Linked DNA regions of Homo sapiens: region 1 is linked to region 2. Evidence: chromatin loops called from intact Hi-C (ENCODE). Cell type or tissue: CD14-positive monocyte. All regions are shown on one strand. Links, peaks and the distances in the headings refer to the core of each region. The heading gives the core; the rest is flanking DNA.

Region 1 (11,974 bases), core at 1,279-9,278, 41 kb after region 2:
TGCAGAAATTCTACACTCAAGATGACCAATATACACTTCTCCTAACACCTGCATCGAGCACATTCCTCTCTGAACACACTGCAACCTAGATACGAAATTTCACTAATTAAGGTCTTTTTTTTGCAGGTTCACACAGAATGGGACCCTAGCGATATGAAAGTCAAGAAAAAGTAAGGAGTATCATTAGAGGAAAGTAAATGCTGGACCTCCAATGCTTATCTTAGTGGTCTTAACTCATGAAACCATTCCTCACCATTATAGCATCTCTTTGATGGGTGAAGGTTATTGTCATATGTTGTGACTATCAGAACTCTTGATATGAGAGTAAGAGAAAAACCAGCTCAAACTAGCTTATGAGAAAGGGACATAATTAGCACACAGAAGTAGACTTTAGGAAGGCTTGATCAGGGCTTCAAAAATGTCACCAAAGATTCAGTGTCCCTTTCTCTATCTCTTGACTCTGCTCTCCTCCAGATTGGCTCCACATTCATGGGGACTCATCCCATTCCAGAACTTACTCTTACTTTTAACTGGTGGAGAAGAGTAAGCATCCACTTTCCTGAGAGCTCCAACAAGAGAGAAGTGAGGCCGGGCGCGGTGGCTCACACCTGTAATCCTAGCACTTTGGGAGGCCAAGGCAGGCTGATTACCTGAGGTCAGGAGTTCGAGACCAGCCTGGCTAAAATGGTGAATACAAAATACAAAATTAGCCAGGTGTGGTGGTGCATGCCTGTAATCCCAGCTACTCGGGAGGCTGAGGCAGGGGAATTGCTTGAACCTGGGAGGCAGAGGTTGCAGTGAGCCGAGATCGCGCTACTGCACTCCAGCCTGGGCGACAGAACAATATTCCATCTCAAAAAAAAAAAAAAAAAAGAAAGAAAAATAAGAAGGCAAGGCGTGGTGGCTCAAGCCTGTATCCCAGCACTTTGGGAGGCTGAGGTGGGCGGATCACAAGATTAGGAGTTCGAGACCAGCCTGGCCAACATGGTGAAACCCCCTCTCTACTAAAAATACAAAAAACTAGCCAGGCGTGGTGGTGGGTACCTGTAATCCCAGCTACTCAGGAGGCTGAGGCAGGAGAATTGTTTGGACCCAGGAGGCAGAGGTTACAGTGAGCTGAGATCGCACCACTGCACTCCAGCCTGGGTGACACAGCAAGACTCTGTCTCGGGAAAAAAAAAAAAAAAAAAAGTGAGTCTCAATACTTCAGATTGTCCCAACAGAGGTTTTTTTTCTTCCTCCCATAGAACCATAGTCTCATTTTCATTCTCTCTATGATACTGAGGACTAATTAATAAAGGGCCATTAAACATAGAAGAGAATTCTGCAACCATTGGGCCTATACTTATTAATAAAGAGATCTCAACATCAGATTCTACTTTCTAAAGAGTGGCTTTCTCAGTCAGCTTGGACACTGAAAGAACTCAGTAGAGGGGTGAGGAAAAATAAAGCTCATGAGAATACTCTACTAGATCTACACAATATTTTCTTTAGAGTAAGAGATGATGCTCTGGAGGTTTGCATTGCTAATTATAATACACAGTTTGAGACCTTGAAATTGATCTATTATATAAGCAAACGAAAGCCTCCTGCTATCTGGGGTGATTCATCAAAACCAGAAAGTGTGCCATGTCACCCCATCCCCCCGAAAAGGAAACTGCTGGAAAGCATGTTATCTTTATAGAGTCATTTGGTTCAGCAAATACTTTCCCGTCAGTCAGCGTCAGCCACAGGCAAAAGTGTGAAATAAAAAACGTCGGATCTTCACTATGAGCAACATCCCTCACTCAAGCCTCTTTTTGGTTGTTTTGGTTTGGGTTGGGTTGGTTTTTTGTAGAAACAGGTCTCACTATGTTGCCCAGGCTGGTCTCGAATTCCCACCTCAGCCTCCCAAAGTGATGGGATTATAGGCGTGAGCCACTGTACCTAGCTCCCAGCCTCCTTTTGGAGCAAAATTTTTCTCATTTTCAGTGCCGTTGACCTTTCCCACACCCCCAGCGGCAGCCTCTTGTGCCCCCAGATGCCCAGAATCCCCCTTTTTGGATCCCTAGTCTTCCTTCTTCTGCAAACACTTCATCATCATTATCAACACACATTAGTTAAGTATCTATAAGGTGAAGACATTTGTGGGGCGATTTGGACATTGTTACTTTGTTGGTTCCTTGTATCAGTTTCTTTGTAAGACTGCCTCTTGCCTATTCCCTACAGTCTGGCAGGGTTGTCAATCAAAAGAAAACACTGTCCTCAGCAAATGGTAGACCTGCAAGTCAGGCTGGCCTATCGGCATAAACAACTATGTGACCCCAGTAAGACCAATGAGAGCCCTTTCTAGGGATTGCTATGAAGATTCAGAGAGTGACAAAGAGTATTTTCCTTCTGCTACACAAGCATGTGCTGTAAGAACCACATAAGCCAGACACTGATGGTGTTTATCTTTGGGCCTGAGAATAACATCAACCCAGAAAAGAGGAGAAGTGAACATGGGAGAGAGATGGCTCTAATGGCATTTGGAGTATTGGATTAAGCTGCATCTAAAGTTTTATCCTTAGCTTTTTATTTACGAAGCCCTTAAATGTTCTCTTTAGTTAGGTTACCCAAGTCATTGTCTTGCATGCAACCAAACAATCTTGAGTGATCTAACAGAATATTAAGAAGTATAAGGTATCAACACCCTACTATATAATCAGCTGAAGAGGGCCATGGCCGTATGACCCAGGTAAGAACTTTTACAAATAATGCATCAACAACACAGGCTTCCTATCAAAGCTTATTGCATCCAGAATTTTGTAACCAGCTGACTGATCTTCCTGTCTCCTGGTCCCTATTCTTCACTTTTTTTTTAACCAGGTCTTGGGTTAGTTGAGTAGTTATACCAGCTAACCAGAAGTTGGATTATTTTCCAATGACATGATTCTGTCACGGCATTGATCTGCAAGCCAGAACCCGATACGTAGTGTCCTACTAGAGCCAGAATACCCCTTTTTATGACCAAGGAACCAGAGGTATAGTGATTTCCAGAGTGGTACTTGTACCTGCATCCATTCATTGCACAGACCTGCCTACTAGAATGAAGGAGCAGCCACCCTACTAGCAAAATGGCCCTGCAGTGATATAGGGCTTGATGAGTAACAATGCGTGTGGCCTCTGGATCAAGGAGTTAAGAACTACCTGAACATTGAAACCAAAACCAAAGCCAGAAAGTCCCTATTCCAAAGGAAAGAGGCAAAGGGAAGAATCCAGGTAAAAGCATCATGACAGAATCCAGGATGTTTCAGGAGTAGGCAGCAGTCACTGCTCTCCACTCTTACCCAAGTCAGCCTCTCTCTTCCCTCAGATCGCTAACTTGGTTCCTGAGCACTCCAGGAGCTGACTATAAAGTTGGTGAATAAGATGTATACAAATGAAAGAATATCTACAACAAAGAGCAGGGTTTTTTTTATTTTCCTTTTTACTTTTTTAGGTTTTTTTTAACTTTTTAAAAATAGGGCCAGGGGTCTCACTATGTTGCCCTGGCTGGTCTCGAACTCCTGGGCTCAAGTGCTCCTCCAGCATCAGCCTCCCAAAGCACTGGGATTACAGGCATGAGCCACTGCACCTGGATTTTTTTCTTTTTTTTTTTTTTTTCAGAGGCAGAGTCTCACTATGTCAACCATGCTGGAGTGCAGTGGCACAATCAGCTCACTGCAACCTTGAACTCCTGTCTTCGAGAGATCCTCCCAGCTCTGCTTACCAAAGTGCTGGGATTACAGGCATGAGCCATACACCAGCCCAAAGACAAGATTTGACTAATGAATGATACAGGTAATGAACATGAGGGATTCAGATGGAGGAGAGCTTACTTCTTCCTAGGTAGCTCAGAAAATACTGCAGAGAAAAGATGAGAATGGAAGTGGACAGTTGAGGCAGAGTTGAATTTCAATGGCAGCAAGGGTATATTTAAAGCAATAGAAGATAAATTCACAAAGGCCCCATAGTCAAGACAGCAAAGGGCCTGTTGAAAATACTTTACCCAGCCTCTTTTCCAATCAGAAAAGAGGGCTTTCTATCTCCTATTCCTTGGGGTCTTATTTTCTTTCCTCTGATCTGATAAACTAATCCTTCCTGAAGTGCAAATGGATTGATGAGTAGCCCTTTCTGAGTAACATATTTGCATTTTAATGGAGACCTTCTGGACAGAGAGCCTTAAACCTAAGAAATGGCTGTGAATACTGGTCATTTCTGCTACTATGATAAATTGGTAGGAGAGAAATTTAGGACAGGAAAGTTTTCCCTCAAATAACTATTTTTTTGCATGTAGAGCTGGTACTCTCTCAGAGTTCAGAGTTTAATAAAACTCAATTTGCCTAGTAACCTGTATTTCTCATGGGAATGCTAGCATTCACATGCCAGCCATCCAAATCATAGCTACCCAAGAAAAGCTTACTTACCAATCACTGGTATGTTTCTAAATGTTCTGCAGGTCAATTGATAACTTCAAATGGACCAGAGCTGGCACCATAAGTGCCATGGACCTGTCATGCCTGCTAAACTGAATGGCAAAGTCCTTTAAATACAATAAATATTACATGTCACTTTGGGTTTCTTGAGTCTAATGCTCTCAAGTTTGGGAAATCTTATGAAGCAATGATTACGTAATTAAGATAAATCACAAAGGAAATTGTCTCATTTTTTTTACGATAGCAACAAGTCTTTTTTTTTACTTTAAGTTTGTTTCGTTTTTATTAGAATTAGTAGTAGTATTGCTCTGGAAAGAATGTTCTATTCAGAAGCAGAAAATGGGAAGTAACTGTGAATTTACAATTTTCTTACCCTAGCTCATATTTATTTCTTTTAAACACAAGTACTTGTCATCAAACCAAAGTTAAATATTATGATGTCACAGATGCTGAACTAAATACATTAAGATACACAAAATACATGGGTACTATCATAGTCCATGACAGAAAAAAACTCATTAATTAATCTTTGAGACAAGAGAAAAAGGTTGGTTGGAACCCTACCTCAGCTTCTTTCATGACATGAATATGTTCATTAATCTTTCTAGACTTTAATATTCCCATTAGAAAAATGTAGGCCTTGTCAACCCCAAAGTATTGTCATCATAGATTGTCGAATGGTTTCTTTTGAAGACTCAACTAAGTGCAAAGTTTAAAGTATTAATTATTTTGTATTATTTCACTCATTACAATTCAGCTTTAAAATATAAGGGAATATATTACACAAGGTTATTTTGGAAGTAATTCCATAAAAATTTCAAAACTAAAGGATATAATTAAGTATATAATTAACTTCTACCATATCCATATGATAGAACCATTGGCCTTCTCCTGTGCCTTTACTGGAACATTGATTAAGCTCAAGCCCAAATTGACTGTTGTTGGCCACAATGGAGTACCTGATATTATATCAAATACCTCTGGTTCTCAATATAGTCATAGCTTCAAAGAATTTTTTCTTTCAATTCCCAGAGGAACCACCGTAGGAGGCGTCTTACTTTCTCCAGAGTTTAACATATGTACAATTTCAGACCAAACACATTTCTTTTAAAAGCCCACATATCAAAATTGTGCACTGCATCTTAATGCTGTCTGTGCCCCAGTATGTAATTTGTTTGGGGTTTTTCTGTTGCTTTTTTGTTGTTGTTGCCTTACTTTGAATAAGTAAATTAACCAATGAATGCCTGAGGACACGCAGCACATGTTCAGGGCTTGTGACACAGAAGGGCATAAAAGCAAGGATGGTAATATCTGCTAATAGAACTTCCCATCCCAGGAGGGGGTTTTCATTTCTTTTGTTTGCACAATTTAAATAGGCAAAGCTACCCCTTTAAATGACACGAACCTTTTGTCCCTATGAGATTTCGGTTATCAGGCCACAGTCTGTCAGTTTGAAACCATTTCCTTCCCAATTAGCTTGCAGTTGGGTGGTGTGTCATGCTGTTTTGCGGTTTCTCCACCTTCATTTGACCTTCAGCATCATCTGCAATGCTCTCTGTTTAGCACCAAAAATCACAATCAATGCAGAGAGGCACCTGGTGTGTTTGCTCAAGAATTTTGTGCTTGAAACCTTATAGCTTGAGAGGATTTGGGGACTGTGGTTTGTCTGTAGTTGAAGGTTTCCTCTGTGACTGGGATACTTTCTCTTCCTGAGACTGCAGGGAATAACAACCCCAGAAAATCTCCCTTACATTTAATGCTCCCGCGCATTAGTGGCAGTGCAAGGGAACACACCTTTATCAGTAGATACTATCTCTTCGACCCTTATCTTGTTTTAACTGAGATTTGGGCTATTTCCCCTTAAGCCAATTCTCTCTAGCTATTCCCATCCCCTTCCTTCCTGCTTCACAATGATTGCCTACAGACAGAGACTGCAGCCCACCTAAACATCATTTCTCATACTCTTCTTTCTCATTACTGCCACCACCCAATTATAAAATACAACTGAATAGCATAGAATGACAATGTAAGTGGGGGGGAGGAGAAAATCAATGAGTCCAGTGCAAACATCCAGTCTGTCTGAAAGAATCCCAAAACAAAGGTAAAATAAATACCAGCTTACCCAGTACCTCTGCAGTTTGAGACTGAATCCTACCAGAGTGAAACCGCAGCATCTGAAAACAGTAAATGGCATAATTAAAGAAACCCTTAAATCAAAATATATAAGTGAGACCTGTTTCCATGAATATATCAGGTTATTATTAAGCCATTGGAGAAGGTGTAGGAAATATTAAAGAATCACTTAAAAATTTTTAAAGCAATAGCTTCACCTCCAAGCTTTAAGAAATTTCTTAACTTCTAACAAAACAGAAAGTTAGTTTTGAAATTTCAGAAAGACAGAAAGCCCTAAATGTCATTTGTTCCAGTCTCCCTGTTCTACAAGTGAGGAAACTGAGGCCCCAGAAATTCAAGGCACTCAATCAACACGAATGAAGAGACCCAGAAGCATAGCTGCACACATAAGAGCAGAGGCCCGTCCTTCCAAACCCTACCTCACTTTTTCCATCCCATTCTCTGGGAATCAGAAGAAGCTTGAGAAGTAGTAATGGCAGAAAAGAAAGGTCTAAGTCCTCAAAATTGTTTGTTCAGCATTTTATCTGGAGTCTGCCTCTTTTGACATTTAAATCATCAACCTCTTGCCAGGTGAAAACTCTGAAAAAGAAGAGAAATCACAATCTGGCTTAAGAAGTTTGACAAAGAAGTAAAGCAAAGAAATGTCAAAGGGTTAAAGCTGAGCATCCAGACTACACAAAGAAGCCCTAAGTGAGCTGATTGTAGTAGGAGCATTAGCCTGAAAATCAGTACTGCCTGGGAGCACTTCCATCTGTCAATCAGAAAACATTAGAGTGGGTACTTAGAGAGTTAAGAGCAGACCCAACAGCCAAAATGATGAGCTTCCAAGTGAAATCTAAGGAATAGCGACTGTGATTTGCTATGGAGAGGTATCTATCACTCTATCATAACTATTGCCATTGCCATCAACTTTAATTTTCTACCTAGACACCCACCAGAATGGCTAAATTAAAAAGGACAGACAACTCTAAACACCGACAGGGGTATGGAGCAACACCATACGTTGTGGGTGGGACCGGAAAGGCGGAACCACTGTGACAAGTTCTGATAGTTACTTATACAACTAAACATATATCTACCCTTTGTCCCAGCAATTCTACTTCTTGGCATTTACCCAAGAGCAACAAAAACATATCTTTACAAAAAGATTTATACAGTATTCAGAACAGCTTTATCCATGGAATCCAAAAACTAGAAAAAGTCCATCAACAAAAAAATGAATAAACAAACTATAGAATATTCATACAATGAAATATCAATCAGCAAGTAAAAGGAACAAACAACATTACCCACAGCAATATGGATAAATGTCAAAATGTTATGCAAAGTGGAAGAAGCCTCACACAAAAGAGTCATTGGTGGAAAAGTCAGAACACTGGTTGTCTCTGGAGGGGTGGGGCTGGGGAGAGGCAGAAATTGACTGGGAAAGGGTGTGAGGGAACCTTCTGGGGTGATAGTTATATTTTATAACTTGAGAGAAATTTGGGTTACACAGTATTTATCAAAACTCTGTAAATCTGTACTCAAGACCTGTGCATTTCATTGCATGTACATCTTACATCAAAAGAAAAAAAAAACTGTAAACGTGTTAAACTTTAGTTATATATGCATATTATGAAGTATTTAGGGTTAAGTGTATTTATGTCTGCAATTTATTTTGAAATGCATCAAAAATATAGACTCATAGATGGATAGATGAATAGATAAATTAGACAGATAAATAGATGATTGATAGATAATAGCTAGATAGATAAAAATAGCTATAGTAAAATATTAATAGCAGACACTCCATTGTATATAAGTGTTCACTATATAATTCATTCATCTTTGTTGTCTGTATGAAAAATTTTATAATAAAATGTGGAGGGCTAGATGAGATGGCTCACACCTGTAATCCTAACACTTTGGGAGGCCAAGGCAGGAGGATTGCTTGAGCCTAGGAGTTTAAGACCAGCCTAGGCAACATGGCAAAAACCTGTCTCTACAATAACAAATAAAAATAATTAGCTGGGCTTGATGGTGCCCATCTGTAGTCCCAGCTACTAAGGAGGATCACCTGAGCCTGGGGTGGTCGAGGTTGCAATGAGCCATGATCACACCACTTCACTCCAGCCTGGGCAACAGAGTTAGACCCTGCCTCAAAAATAAAATAAAATAAAGTGTGGAGAATAAATCTTTTAAGATTTATGACTACGTTTAATCTGTATTAGCAAATCTCTGTCTCTCTCTCACTCTTTCACACACACACACACACACACACACACACACACACCCCACACACATTACCCTATTCTCTAGGAATTTCCAATCCCAGGTGTAAAGTTCATTAATTTGAATGTGAACATATCTGTGGGAACTTCCTCTAAGGGTCCCTTCAGCATGCACAGGAAAAAACATGGTAGTCCCATGGCAAGTTTTTGCTGCCTGAACAGCTTGGGCTTGGATCCTGGTTCTACTACTTTAGAAAAAGCTGTCTACTTTCTCTGTGTCTCACTCTCCCTATCTGTAAAATGGCTCATGATCACCCACCTCTGTAAGTCAGTATAAGGTGGTATGATCCACTTAATCACCAGCCAATCCCTCACCCCTACCGAGTGCTCAATACATGGACCCTCATCGGGTGGGCACTCAATGAACAATGATCAATTTGGTTTGATAGCAGGTTAGCTTCAACACACTACATACTTCTTCATTTAGGGAAAACTGTGCTTGAGAAATGCCCTATTTGGAAACACACTGTTTTAACATCCTAACTTCCTTCAAAGTTTTTCATTCAGACGAGACAGGGTATGTTCGTGTGCGTTGTACATAGTGCAGCACGATGTGAACCAAAGCAGGCAAACAATTCCATGAACTGGGGACAGTCAGGGCACGAGGGCTCCTTGTACATTTCTGTGATTTTTCTAATTTTAAACACACAGGCATGCACACACACACCACCGCCTTTACACGATTGGAAGGCTATCTGGAAGGGCAGGCTAAATAAACCCATCTCATGAGGACCTCCCACTCCTCACCCCTCCACCGAGCATAAGTACTTCATCAGCATTTCCTTGACCGGCACAGAGCCCTGATATGCTGAACAATAAGCGCTCTGTTTCTCAAGGGTGTGCTCATGCCAAAAAAAAAAAAAAAAAAAAGCCCTCGTACCTCGCCAAGATGAAGACCTTCCCCTTGTTTTATTCAAATGCCTCTGTTTCAACATCATGAATTCTTAGAGGAAACCATATTAAGGTAGTCAGAATTGCACATCGCCATCCTACACATCATACTTCTTAAGGAAATAAATTGAAAAAATGTTGTCCCTGGAGGGTCTGCTCCCATCTTCTTTCTGCAAAGTCCCCAAAACAAGATGTTTGGTGTACAAAACAAGATGGGGGTAACAGCATGGGGTTGCCAAGAGGCAGCCACAAACGAAGCCACCAGTGTGCTCTCATTAACCTTCCTTGCCTATTGAGAACATTCCCTTGGTAGTTTCATAAACAGTGCACATTGCTTTGGGAGCACTGCCTCTGATTGAAAGATTTTAATTATGGGTTCAAAGGACAACTCATAACACCAAAGTCTGAGAACTGAGAACTAAGGTAATTCAGCAGTGGCCATCCAAATAAGATAAACTGTGAGCTGAATATAAATCTGCATGTTGCATGATGGTATACCTGGCCTTCCCCACAGGACACCCTATAGATTATTTTCCCAGTACAAGAGCAGGCCTCATTCATTGTCCCTGATGGGGAACTGAAACATAGCAGGCATCATGTTCATTAGACTTGGCACCACTAGTACCCAGCACACATCCAGGCATGTAGCGGGTCCTCAATAAATGTTGGTTGGAACTAAATTATAAGGCTGCAGGGCAGAGGCAACATGGTGCAGTGTTCACATGCACATGCTCTGGAGCCTCTTAGGTTGAAATTCTGGCTCTGCTGCTTAGACAAGCTATTTAACCTCTGTGTTCCTATTTTTCCATCTGTAAAATGGAAGCAAAAATAGAATACCAATCTCATGGGATAGGGAAGATTGAATAAGTTAACAAATGCAAAACACATAGAACAGTGTTTAACATATGGTAAGTGCTATGTAAATGTTAGCTACTATTTTTGTTTTATCTGAGCAGTTCAGCAGGCATGGGATTCACATGAAAACTTCCTAGGTTTTCCTGGGAGAAAATAAAAAAACTGTCAGGCTGAGTGATGTGGCTCACACCTATAATCCTTGCACTTTGAAAGGCCATGGTGGGAGGATTGCTTGAATTCAGTCCTCAAGTGTTGAAGACCACCCTGGGCAACATAGCAGGACCCCATCCCTATAAAAAATGTTTAAAAGTTAGCTGAGTGTAGTGGTGGCTTGCCTGTAGTTGCAAGTACTCAGGAGGCTGAGATGGGAGGATTGCTTGAGCCCAGGAATTCAAGGCTGCAGTGAACTAGGATTGTGCCACTGCAATCCAGCCTAGGTGACAGAGTGAGACTCTGTCTTTAAACCAAAAAAAGAAAAAGGAAGAAGAAACTGTCAGCTAATCAATGAACACTACCCCTAAAAAGATCAGGCACATGTGAGGAAGAACAGAACGGCAATCTCAGGGACCCCTGTTGCACTGGTGTCATTATTCATAGCACTTCCATTCATTCTCAAAATTATCTCAGCTTGGACCACAAATTATGTGATCACTCTACACATGATCCACCTTCAGACCCTGGTTCAGAGTGAGTGAAGAATTCAAGAATTCTTGCTGTTCCACCAGCAAGTTGCTGTGCCATCAACAACTGCCCTTTACAGACCCAGCTGCTCTGACTCTAGAGAATCCGTTCTAAGTGTCTCGGCAGAAACCACTACCAAATACAATAAGCAAGACTCTTTGATCACCCAAGAGTTGCAATTAGTTGGAATGAGGAGGGACACGCTCCAGCTTGAGAATGCTAGACCATGGCCTGGCGTGGTGGCTCACTCCTGTAATCCCAGCATTTTGGGAGGCTGAGGCAGGTGGATCACCTGAGGTCAGGAGTTTGAGACCAGCCTGACCAACATGGTAAAACCCCATCTCTACTAAAAAATACAAAATTTAGCTGGGCATGGTGGTAGGCACCTCTAATCCCAGCTACTCAGGAGGCTAAGGCAGGAGAATCGCTTGAACCCAGGAGGTGGAGGTTGCAGTGAGCCAAGATCACACCACTGCACTCCAGCCTGAGTGTCAGAGCCAGACTCTATCTCAATAAAAAATAAAAGAGAATGCTGGACCTAGAATAGTGGTGCTTAAAAGAGGACTGGCCATGAGGAAAGGCAACCACACAAGAAACAGAAGTACAGGAAGAACAGAGCAGAACACCCATATCAAAGAAGCTTAGGGTCGGCCACAGCTGCGACCAAAGGCAAGGGCAGCAGCCAAGCTACCATGGATGCTGAGGAAG
Region 2 (11,974 bases), core at 1,357-9,356:
TGATTAACTCTCTTTGACACTGTAGCGTTGTAGAAGGCACAGTTGAACAAACAGCTTCAGGGGGGCCAGAAATGAGTTACACGAGACTGAGCCAACTGACTTGGAGGAGCTCCAGTGCTATTTGCCTAGTTTAGACTTGTCCTAAGGGGCATTTCCATTTGGGGACCTGAAGTCCTGGAATTCCTTCCTCTTCCTGGTTCAACAAAACTCTAATTTATTGACCTGCAGGGCACAGTCTAAGACATCTGTTAAGTTTGGCATTTCCTTGACCTGTACAGAGAATTCTGTTGAGTAAAAATGGTTTGCCTTTTTCATTCCAGTTTTTGTAGTGTGTATGCATCCCGACTCTGATCTAAAGGAAGTACCTTCGTATAAGCCCAAGAAACAAAAGGGTTTTGCTTCTTTTGCATCAAAGCTGCTCCTTTTGGAGCATCACCTCAATGCAGTCTTCTCTTTTCAGTGTGACAAAACTTTGGATAAATATCCAAGAATCCTTCCTTTACTACACAAGGAGAAAAGGAGAAAGTGTATTGAACAGCATTTTTTGTGCTTGGCATGAAGAAAATCAGTCCTGCAAGAATGTGAGAAAATTTTGGTATATAAGCCAAACAATTGCTTCATGAGCACTGCCTAACAGCTCATGTTCACCTTGGAAGAAAAAGGTAATGAAACATAAACAAGCTTTGGAACTAAGGAGAAGGAGCAGAAATGCTTACAAAGCTCCCACCCTGCACAGGCGCCAGACACAGCTACTGACAGCCCAGGCAATACTTGGCAGGTGTCGGAGATGGAGGAGAGAGGCTAAAGGTGATTCATTCTCAACTCCAAATGAGAGGTCCCCTGGGTAACACTTAATATTGCTTCATCTCTGATTTCCTATCAGCTGCCTTTGCCATAATGGGAGATGTCCATGGGAATTAAACTGAAAAGAGGCCTGGGGTTAAATCTCTATAGTGCTTCTGTCAGCTAAGGAGAGAGAGATGGGAAACTTGCACAAGGGCTGGTGGGCTCCCCACCCCTCCTTTTTACCAGGAACAGGCTCCCCTAACTTAAAAAAAAAAAAAAACAAAAAAGCTTTTATCCCAAAATCAGATATTTATTTTTTAGCATATCCAGATCAAAAGGGGAAATAATTCCAATTTGTTTATAGAAAATGTAGACATGCCCAGGGGTTATGATAAATTGAGATCTAGACTTCATGTGGGATTTGAGGCTGCCCAGCTTACAATAATGCTAGACTGTTTGCAGTGTCTTTAATGCAATGTCCTCAGACCTTTCAAAGCCAGTATAATTGAAAATCGTAGGCAGGGGAAGATTAAGCTGTTTGATCAAGGATAGGAAGAGATACTTTTTCATTGAAGTTTAAGAGGAGCCAGGAAGTTGGGGGGAAAAGGCAAAAAGTAGACTTTTGTCTATGCATAAGAATTTCAGTAGTGAACACATAACACTATTTATGTAAACTTAATAATCTAAAATGTGAAATATTGCTTAATGTTTGATGAAAAAAAGGAAGCTATTTTCTTATTTTTCTATACTTAAGTATTGAAAGAAAGCAAAATATATATTCTTAAAACATGTGATTATACATTTTTGGCATGTTTCTAAAGTACACGATAGAGTCCATTGAGGAAGAAGAAAGAGAACCTGTTTATGGTTCCCATTAAATTAACTAACAATAATCAGAAGTATTACACTTGGTAGAAGGTCAAAGATACTGCCCCAGTGAGTCATTTTCTTTCAGATTTCCAGCAGTGGCAATGAAATACATTGACTTGCCGTACTAATTTTTTCTATAAACAGCTACAAAGACTGGGGTGCAATCTACAGTTAGAGAGAACAGCTAAGTGGTGCTTGCCCAGATCTGAACCATCAGATTGGTTTTCATGGGCATCCTTAACTATACCAGAGTCATCCAGCAAAACAGAGCAGGACATTCCCTCTGTCTCATGTCGTTTTGCTAATTGAATGCAGACTAGTGTCAGGTCCTTCTTAAATTTATCCTAAACCCTGTAGCCATTTGCAGTAGTAAGGAAGGGTTGGAAGCCAAGATTTATTTGACTTTAAGACTTCTTTCAACTTTTTATGTTCTGCCCCAAATAGCAATTTTATGAGAGCATTGACAGGGAACTCAGGTGGGATCAAGTTTGGCTACAAAACGAATGAAAACAATGAAGAATCTGGTTGTGAAAGTAACAAATGTATATGAAAAATCCACACTTGTATTGGTTTGCTAGGACTACCATAACAAATTCCACAGACTGGGTGGCTTGAACAACAGAAATTTATTTTCTGACATTTTTGGAGGATAGAAGTCTGAGATCAAGGTGGCAGCAGGGCTGGTTTCTTCTGAGGCCTCTCTCCTGGGCTTACAGATGGCCGCCTTCTCACTGTGGCCTCACGTGGCCTCTGCTCTGTGTATATCTATGTCCTAACCTCCTCTTCTTATGAGGAGGTTATATTATATTGGATTAGGTCCCACCATAATGACCTCATTTTAATTTAATTACCTCTTTAAAGACTATTTCCAAATACGGTCACACTCTGAGTTACTGGGGGTTAGGACTTCAATTTATGAATTTCAGAGGACAGAATTCAGCTTATAACAACAGTTAAACATGCTAGTATCCCCACAAGGGACCACTGCAAAGAAGAAAGGGAAGCACAGACTCAGAAACTTGAAGAACTGCATGGGGTTTATTTGAACAATTCAATCTGCCACACATGTAGCTAAAAGTTACCTGCATTTGAGATGAAAAAATTCTAGTCCTGCTTTCCACCCCCCACAGAAAACACCCTAAATTCATCCCTGAAATGTTGTTAGATGGTTTCAGAACTAAACAGGACCACAAGAAATCATGCTGCATCCTTTCTACAGGAAAAGAAGGTAAGTATTTGTTGATCTGTGAGGGTACCTTCTGTGGCCAATGAGAAACATGGATGCCACTTGGCATAGTACCTGGCACATGCAGGCCCCTCAGTACAGGTTCTTTTTATCATAAGTATCTGATTTGAAACAGGTATAGGCTGTGTAATTACAAATATTGCAAATAAATTTTTTTAAGAATTCAGAAAACCTATGCCTTCCCAGGGTCAGGTGACAAAACAGCATTTGTTTCCTACCCTGCTTCCCTTTTTACTATTTCATCAAGTAAACATGTATCCAGCAGTGACTAAATTCCAGGAACCACACTAGGCACTTCAGATAGTGTCTACCCTGGAGGTGGTCACAGCCTAGGAAATGAGGCAGATATGAAAACACATCATTAACCAAGTAACAGACAAAAGCTACAGTGTTGGTGTGATGGCTACTTTTAAGTATCAACTTGGCTCAGCCAGCTTGCCAAAATATTTGGTCAAATAGAATTCTGGGTGTTTGTGTGAAAACGCTGTTTGTTTGAGGTTAACATTTAAACTGGTGGACTTTTGGCCAGGTGCGGTGGCTCACGTCTATAATACCAGCACTTTGGAAGGAAGAGGCCGGCAGATCGCTTGAGCTCAGGAGTTCAAGACCAGCCTGACCAACATGGCGAAACCCCACCTCTACTAAAAATACAAAAATTAGCCAGGTGTGGTGGTGTGTGCCTATAATCCCAGCTACTCGGGAGGCTGAGGAAGGAGAATCGCTTGAACCCAGGAGGCAGAGGTTGCAGTGAGCCGAGATGGTGCCACTGCACTCCAGCTTGGGTGACAGAGCGAGACTCTGTCTCAAAAAATAAAAAATAAGCTAGTGGACTTTGAGCAAAGCAGACTGTTCGCCACAATGTGGGTGGGCCTCACCTGATCAGTTGAAGTACTGAATAGAACAAACCTCGCTCTACCCTGAGCAAGAAGAAATTCTGCCAGCAGACCACTTTTGGACTCAAACTGCAAATCCTGAATCTCCAGCTTGCCAGCCTACTCCACCTGATTTAGCAGATTTTGGACCCACCAAGCCTCCATAATTCTGTGAGCCAATTTCTTTAAAATAAATCTCTCTCTCTGTCTCTGTCTCTCTCTGTCTCTCTTCCTGTCTGTCTCTGTGTGTGTGCACATATATATACATATATATTTACATATGTATATATGTGTATACATTTTATATATGTATATATATGTATGTATATGTATATGTGTGCATATATGTCTAAACTAATATGTTCTGTTTCTCTGGAGAACCCTGACAAATACAATAGGTATGCTTTTAAGCCTTTAAATTACAGAAGGCTTCCCAGAAGAACTGGTATCCAAGTTGAACCTGGAGAAGAGAATATTTCCTAAAACTGGCCAGTTAAGCCAAGAAGCAGTTTTTCTAAAACTAATGTCTGTCAACGAGACAAATATTCTGGAATCCAAAGGTCTCTCCAAGAATTATTTTTCATTTCATGCTTCCATTCTGATACTCTTTTAAAGATTAACATAAGCATACCTGGTATCACCTGGATAACTACATAGAACCAGAGTACTTTCATATAATGTTAACATCTCCCATTGCATTTATGTCGATGATCAAGTTTGCAAGAAATCACATTAAAATTGTATCTAAAAATGATATGATGAGAGAATTTTAACACCACACAGCATGCCCTGTGCTGGATTGCCCAATAGTTAAAGAAAGGAGAGGGACATGCATATAAACACACACACAAAGATTCATTCACATGGGTTTTTTTTTTTTCTAAGATCTTGATATTTCAATAAGCCTAGAAAATAGTAGATTTAAACTCAAATCCAGCCTGGCACAGTGGCACATTCCTGTGGTCCAAGATACTCAATAGTCTGAGGCAGGAGAATCTGTTGAGCCTGGGCAACAAAACAAGACCCCATCTCTTAAAAAAGAAAACACACACACACACACACACACACACACACACACACACACACCCCAGAAATCCTTTACCTGCAGACACCTAGAAATGCTGCATGAAAATGTAATAGTTGAGCTCTGAAAGAAGAAAAAGAGGGAGAGAGAGGCCTGTTGATACTAGAAATAAAAATGAAACTGAATCTTGATTTTGGCAATCATGCATGCTGATGAATAAGCATGGGGCAGGAAAGGGGAAGGAGGCTAATTGAAGGCAGTGAAGGCTAAAGGTTTAAGTTTTATAATGAATAGAGAGTTATACAATGTAGAAAGTTGGAAGTGTAACTCATACATAAAGTCATATCTTGGGCCAGGCGCAGTGGCTCACGCACTTTGGGAGGCCAAAGCGGGCAGATCACCTGAGGTCAAGAGTTCAAGACCAGCCTGGCCAACATGGCAAAACCCTGTCTCCACTAAAACACAAAAATTAGCCAAGCGTAGTGGCAGGCACATGTAATCTCAGCTACTCAGGAGGCTGAGGCAGAGAGAACTGCTTGAACCCGGGAGGCAGAGGTGGCAGTGAGCCGAGATCAAGCCACTGTACTCCCAGCCTCGGTGACAGAGCAAGACTCTGTCTCAAAAAAAAAAAAAAAAAAAAAAAAAAAAAAAAAAAAAAAAAAAAATCACGTCTTGAAGGGCTGCAATTCTGGCCAAGTAAAACCAGAAAAACTTTGCGGGCTGTCTGGAACCCAATAAAGAATATCTCTGCCTTGGCTGTGTGTAGGGGAAAACACATTAAGAGAAAGCAAAAGACTTGGCCTGGGTCTCTGATGGGTTTGAAGTCTGAATGCTGCTATTCACAAGGACTGGGAAATCCCAAGCCATTAAAATATCACATACTTGCTCATAACTTTGGGGCACCTTGCAGAAGACATGCAAATCCCTTTTCGAAGGATGTTACTGCATCTTTGTCACACAGAATTCTCACTTTAAAATGTGCAAGTCCTGTATAAAATGAGCCCATAATAAGAAATTACAAGAGAGAGTCAGCAGACACAACAGAAGGATTGAGTCACCTAGAACTAGAACTAATAAAATAATAATCTCAGAGCTAATATGAAAAGTATATTTAAGCTGATTAAAGACATTAAAAAGCATAAAATAAACAAAAGAATATAAATGACAAAAATAGATTTGAAAAATAATTAAATAGAAGTACTAAGGAAAAATATACCAAAATTAAAAACTCAATGGATGAGTTAAAGAACCAACTAGATCTAATTGAAAAAAAAATTAATGAGCATATATGAAAAAGTTAACCAGAATAGATCCCAAAATTATAGATATTTTAAAAGATAATTATGAAAAATTAAGACATTTAGAAGAGAATAAAAATGTTTAACAATCTGTTAGGAATTTAGAAGAAAAGAATACAGTGTCAAGGAGAGGCAAGATTTGAAATGATAATGGCTGAGTATTTCTCAAAAGTGATTGAAGGGATGACTTCTCAAATGAAAAAATTTGAATCTTAACCAGACTAACTAAAGTAAAAATGCTCTTTCATATAATATACCATTGTGAAACAGAAAGGGAAAATCATAAAAGTAACTAAAATAAAAGAACAGGTGAGCCTAAAAAGAAAAACATTCAGACTAGCAATTGACTTCTCAGTAACAAAAGTAGAGGCCAGAAGATAATGGAATAATTTCTTCAAAGTACTAAAAATTCTAAAATTCTTTACCCACCTAAACTACCATTCAGTAGTGAGGGTATTGAAATATATATATATAAAAACATAATTTAATATATAATTTAACATATATAATTTAATATATATAATATTTGTCTATTATATATCATAAAATATTAAAAGGATTAAAAGGATTTATTCACAAACCCTCAATGAAAAAATTTCTGCTTTAAGAAGGACTCCAACCTCCCCCGCCCCCACATAATTAAGTTTAAAAGAAATGATGAGGCTGGGTGCGGTGGCTCAGGCCTGTAATCCCAGCACTTTGGGAAGCCAAGATGTGGGGATCACTTGAGGCCAGGAATTTGACACCACCCCAGGCAACACAGCAAGGCCCTGTCTCTACAAAAAATGAAAAACAATTAGCCAGACTGGTGGCGCATGTCTGTAATCCCTGCTACTCAGGAGGCTGAGACAGGAGGATTGCTTCAGCCCAGGAGTTTGAGGCTGCAGCGAGCTAGGATTCCACCACTGCACTCCAGCCTGGGTGGCAGAGCAATTCCCTACCCCAAAAAATAGTTATAATAATAAAATTTCAAAATAAAAGAAATGATGAGCAAAGTAATGAACAAACATGTATAGAAATTTAAACAGCACTGACTGTTAAAAAATACAGGGAAAGAACTTAATAAGGAGTGATTTTAAAGCATTCTAAGAGCTTTGCATTTTTAAAGAAAATAGTAAAGATACTGACTACTGTAGATTTGATCTGGTCAAATGATCATTTAAAAAATTGGGCCACGCGTGGTGGCTCACACCTGTAATCCCAGCACTTTGGGAGGCTGAGGCAGGCAGATCACCTGAGGTCAGAAGTTTGAAAACAGCCTGACCAATATGGAGAAACCCCATCTCTACTAAAAATACAAAATTAGCTGGGCGTGGTGGTGCATGCTTATAATCCCAGCTACTTGGGAGGCTGAGGCAGGAGAGTCGCTTGAACATGGGAGGTGGTGATTGTGGTGAGCCGAGATCACGTCATTGCACTCCAACCTGGGTAACAAGAGTGAAACTCCGTCACAAAAAAAAAAAAAAAAAATTGAAAAACAGTCACTAAAAGAATAGAAATCAAATGTTTAAAAGAGGATAAAGGAAATACTTTTTTTTTTAAGTAGAAAAGATGTTAAGAAGAACCAAAGAAAAAGCAGGCAATTAGAAAGCAAAAATGAGATGGTAGGAATGAATTTTAAATATCAGTAATCTCAACCAATCTAAATGGATCAAAATCCTCAGTTAAGAGACAAAACTCTCAGACTGGATTATTTCCATTTAAAGGAAATATAGGGGCTACAGAACAGGACACATAATGTCACAAAGGAAAACACAGACTTCCGAAATGCAAAATATGGAGTGACCTACAAGAAACTAACTTGCTTCTGAAACAAGTCAATAGCATGAAAGAAAAAAAAGGGGGAACTGCTCTATACTAAAAGAGATTGAAGAAGTATAACAAATTAAATACATTGACCTTGTTTAGCTCTTGATTTAAATTACCAACCATAATAGGGCCGGGCACAGGTGGTGGCTAACGCCTGTAATCCCAGAATTTTGAGAGGTTGAGGCAGGCAGATCACCTGAGGTCAGGAGTTCAAGACCAGCCTGGCTAACACAGTGAAACCCCGTCTCTACTAAAAATACAAAAATTAGTCAGGCATGGTGGTGCATGCCTGTAGTCCCAGATACTCAGAAGGCTGAAGCAGGAGAATCACTTGAATCCAGGAGGCAGAGGTTGCAGTGAGCCGAGATGATGCCATTGCACTCCAGACTGGGAGAAAGAGCCAGACTCCATCTCAAAAAAGAAAAAAAAAAAAAAGACCAACCATAAGAAAGCACAAGAAAATTGGAGGAATTAAATTATATGTTGGGTATTATTACATGATACCAAAGGATTCTTATTTTGCTGGACGTGATAATGGTATTTTGTTATACAAGAAAGAAAACGTATTATTTAGAGATAAGTACAAACTGCATAGGGTAAAATATCATGTTTGGGACATGCTTTAAAATAGTTCTGCAAGGGAAACAAAACAAAAAGAAAAGGAATATTTTTAAAGGGCTAAGAGAAGTAAATGTCGTTAAGTCCTGGTAATTGATTAATCTGGGTAATGGGTATATGTGGGTTCACTATACTGTATTCTCTACTTTTGAATAAGTTATTAAAAGATTTTAGTCCAACTACAAGCTGTTTTCAGAAAACAACTCTAATTGCTTCTCAGCCTTTTGGCTAAGACCAAGTGTAAAATACACCTCTAAAGACAATCAATTACAAAATTTCAAAATAAAATGATAGAAAATACTACACACAATAGCAACCCAGAGAAAGCTGGAAAAACTATATTCATATCAGACATTATTTAACTTTTACTTTAAGTTCAAGGGTACATGTGCAGGTACATTACATAGGTAAACTTGTGTCATGGGGGTTTGTTGTCTAGATTATTTCATCACCCAGGTATTAATCCTAGTACCCATTAGTTATTTTTCCTGATCCTCTCCCTCCTTGACAACTAGATCTTAAAGCAATAAAACAAACAAAAAAATATTTGGGAGGAATAAAGGAGGTCATCACATAATGAGAAATTAATCAGGGGAAAAAAATCCTGAACCTACAGGTGCCTAATAACATGTCTCCCAAAGTATATAAAATAAAAATTGGCCAAGGTATGAGGCACACTACCAGGCATAGTAGAAAGTTAGAATACATTGTGGTGGGTTGAATAGTTACCGCTCCTCAAAAGATATGTCTAAATCCTCTAAGTGGTTTTTTGTTGTTGTTGTTGTTTTTTCTTATTTGGAAAAAGAGCCTTTGCAGACATGATTCAATTAAGGATCTCCAGATGGTATTATCCTAGATTGTTTGGGTGGGCCCTAAATCTAATGACAAGTGTTTTTATAAGAGACAGAAGACAAGGCACAGACACAGAGGAGAAGCCGTATGAAGATGAAGGAAATGACTGGAGTTATGAGCCAAGGAACGCCTGGAACCACCAGAAATTGGAAGAGGGAAGAAAAAAATCTCCCCTAGAGAATCTTGTTCAGAGGGAGCGTAGCCCTGCCATCACCTTGATTCCAGACTCTTGTCGTACAGAACTGTTAGAGAATAAATTTCTGTTGTTTTAAACCACCAAATTTGTGGGAATTTTTACAGGAGCCCCAAAAAACTAATACATGTACCTCTCTGCATAGTTGGTAGATCAAGCCAACAAAAAGTAATAAAAACATACAAAAGATTTCAAGAGCATAGTCAAGCAGTTTTTATCTAATGAGCATATAAGCAATCCTGCACTCAATTATTTGTTAAAATATCCCTTATTTTTCATTGCACATGAATCATCTATATAAATTTGAGTCATATTGTAACAAAATAATTTGTCAATATTGTAGAGCTGCAATCATTTTTATCCTCTAAAAGAGCAGGTGCATTGCCCAAGTATGAGGAAAATTGGCTTAGAACTTTCTGACCTTTTAGTATCCTAGAGACAGCTTGTCTTTTTTTCTGCTTAGGAGAGAATATAGTTCACTAATTAGCCACAGATAAACAACTACAACCAGGCTCTTAATTTTATCTATTTTGGATGACTCTTACAGGAATTAAAAATTTCAAGGACACACAGATTCCATTGCCATTTCAAAGTAAGCATTCATGTTACAGTCATTGTCATCATTACTGGCAGGATAATTACTCTTAAAGTAACAGTCCCCAGAAGCAAGAAGTTGCCCCCCCGCCCCCCCCGCACCGTGCCCCGCCCCGCCCCCGTGTTGCTCATCAGCCCTGAGGCTTCATAAGTAAATACACACAAAGTTAACATGCTTAAATAAATGTTGCATGAATCAGATCGTGCATTTTATATGCCTCTCACAAAAAAGAAGTAGGTTAACAAGTATAACACAGTGAACATCCAGGGAAAATAAAATAAAATAAAAGTAATTTTCAGAGAACAGCCCTACCTATCCTTCTTATAGTATACCAACAAAAAACAACAATCAAAATACAGCAACATGATGGGAAGATACTGACAATATAAGCTGCCTTTTCCTTTCTCCTTGAATTGCATCATTCATACCGTTACCTCCTCGGGGCAAGGACTAGGTTATTATTTTTTGGCACAACTCTATTTAACCATGCAATGCGTGTGCACTTCCAGTTTGTAGAAATATTAGATAATTTTATTAAAAGAAAAAAATCTTCACACTTTTGCACCCTATTGTGTCTCCTGGCCCCCAGCAAGGAAAGAAATCTTTAGAACTGAATCCAGTTTGGAAGAAGGGATGTTTGCCTAGTGAAGCATAAAGTATGTCCTAGGATATCTGGGAGAAAGGTCACTGTACCAGGGCTTCCATTTCATCAACTATACACTGTCACGGCATTTCCTGGAGGGATTATGTAATGTATTTGGACAAAGACCTCTCTGGTTGCCCACTCTTAGTGAAAAGTGAGCTTTGGAAAGAACAGTTAAGGCATAAAAACACAATTCCTTAGGGCAGCTTTGCAGACAGAGCCAAAATGTCTCATGACCCATAAAATACTTTAAGTTCTAACCAGCCCTACCACGGAGAGTGTCAGAATCACATCGAACAGCGTGAGCCACATCTGCCAGCAGACGTCACATGATGGGTTCCAAATTTCAGTTTAATGCTCATTCTTCCTCATATTGTGGTTTCTTTCTGGACTACATTGATTTCTTTTCAATTGTGACCTAGGCAGTTTGCATGGATGCCTTACGTGGGTAAAATGTTACCTTCTGAAAAGCCATCGAGAATATTAGGTAACATCAAATTCCTTGTGCCAGATTTTCAGAGGAAAAAATATATGGTGTTCTAATTGCCCTTTCTGGAAACAATGATTTAAAATTTTCTTTTTCTTTCTGAAGGGGTCATCCCAAGCTATCTGATGATAAGCTGATGTGTTAATGCTATTCCTTGATTTGCAGGAACAAAGCAGTTAGAGCCAAAAATCTTAAGTGAATTACAGCATGTAAATGTCTCCTGAATAAAGAGAAGCACATTCCTTTTGGAAGTAGACATCGTAAGCCAGGCGATGTTAATGAGTGAAGAGAAATGCTTAGAGCTTGTGCTGGGAGAGACAAGTCCTGCAGTAAAAGGACTTAGGAGTTGCCCTGTCCCTCTGATGTTCCCTGGATCTGCAGCTGTAGAGCTTCTCCCTGGTTACTCCTGTATCTGGATCATTACAACTTTCTTCTCCAGTAGATTCTCCATATCACTGCCAAAGGCTGTCTTTTCCTCATTGTTTTCAACTACCCACACATTTCTGGGACTCTACAGCCATTTTCCATTGCCCTAGGCAGCAAGACTTAAGCTCTAAGAAATTCAGCCCTGACAGTCTCCGAAGACTCTACAACCAAAATACCCTATGCTTCAAAGTCTCCCAAGGGCCCTCCTACATGGTCTTTATTCCTTTGTTTTCTCCCTTCCTTTATTTTCTAACC

What was found. A loop is a pair of places that touch in the nucleus more often than their neighbours do. Peaks named below come from ENCODE experiments on the same cell type or tissue, not always from the same donor. Only the 100,000 strongest peaks of a DNase experiment are listed, where the experiment ranks them.
Region 1: it touches region 2 in a loop (2.0-fold over the local background); 3 of 110 quality-filtered maps call a loop at or near these places.

What each region holds. Positions count from the first base shown.
Region 1 is chr18:26,704,624-26,716,597 of GRCh38, reverse strand. No RefSeq gene overlaps it. Among named protein-coding and RNA genes, the nearest start is that of PCAT18, 7.0 kb to the right of the region's middle. RefSeq lists an enhancer at 6,109-6,158. In CD14-positive monocyte, for the core only: no CTCF peak of the experiment used is centred there; DNase peaks (open chromatin) are centred at 4,617, 5,867 and 7,577; H3K4me3 peaks cover 4,140 bases; H3K27ac peaks cover 5,401 bases.
Region 2 is chr18:26,745,610-26,757,583 of GRCh38, reverse strand. LOC124904272 (a long non-coding RNA gene) reads left to right here and starts at 3,651. Exons shown (of 5, transcript XR_007066320.1): 1 at 3,651-3,945. RefSeq lists an enhancer at 4,964-5,113 and a silencer at 5,714-5,763. In CD14-positive monocyte, for the core only: no CTCF peak of the experiment used is centred there; a DNase peak (open chromatin) is centred at 5,033; H3K4me3 peaks cover 465 bases; H3K27ac peaks cover 1,544 bases.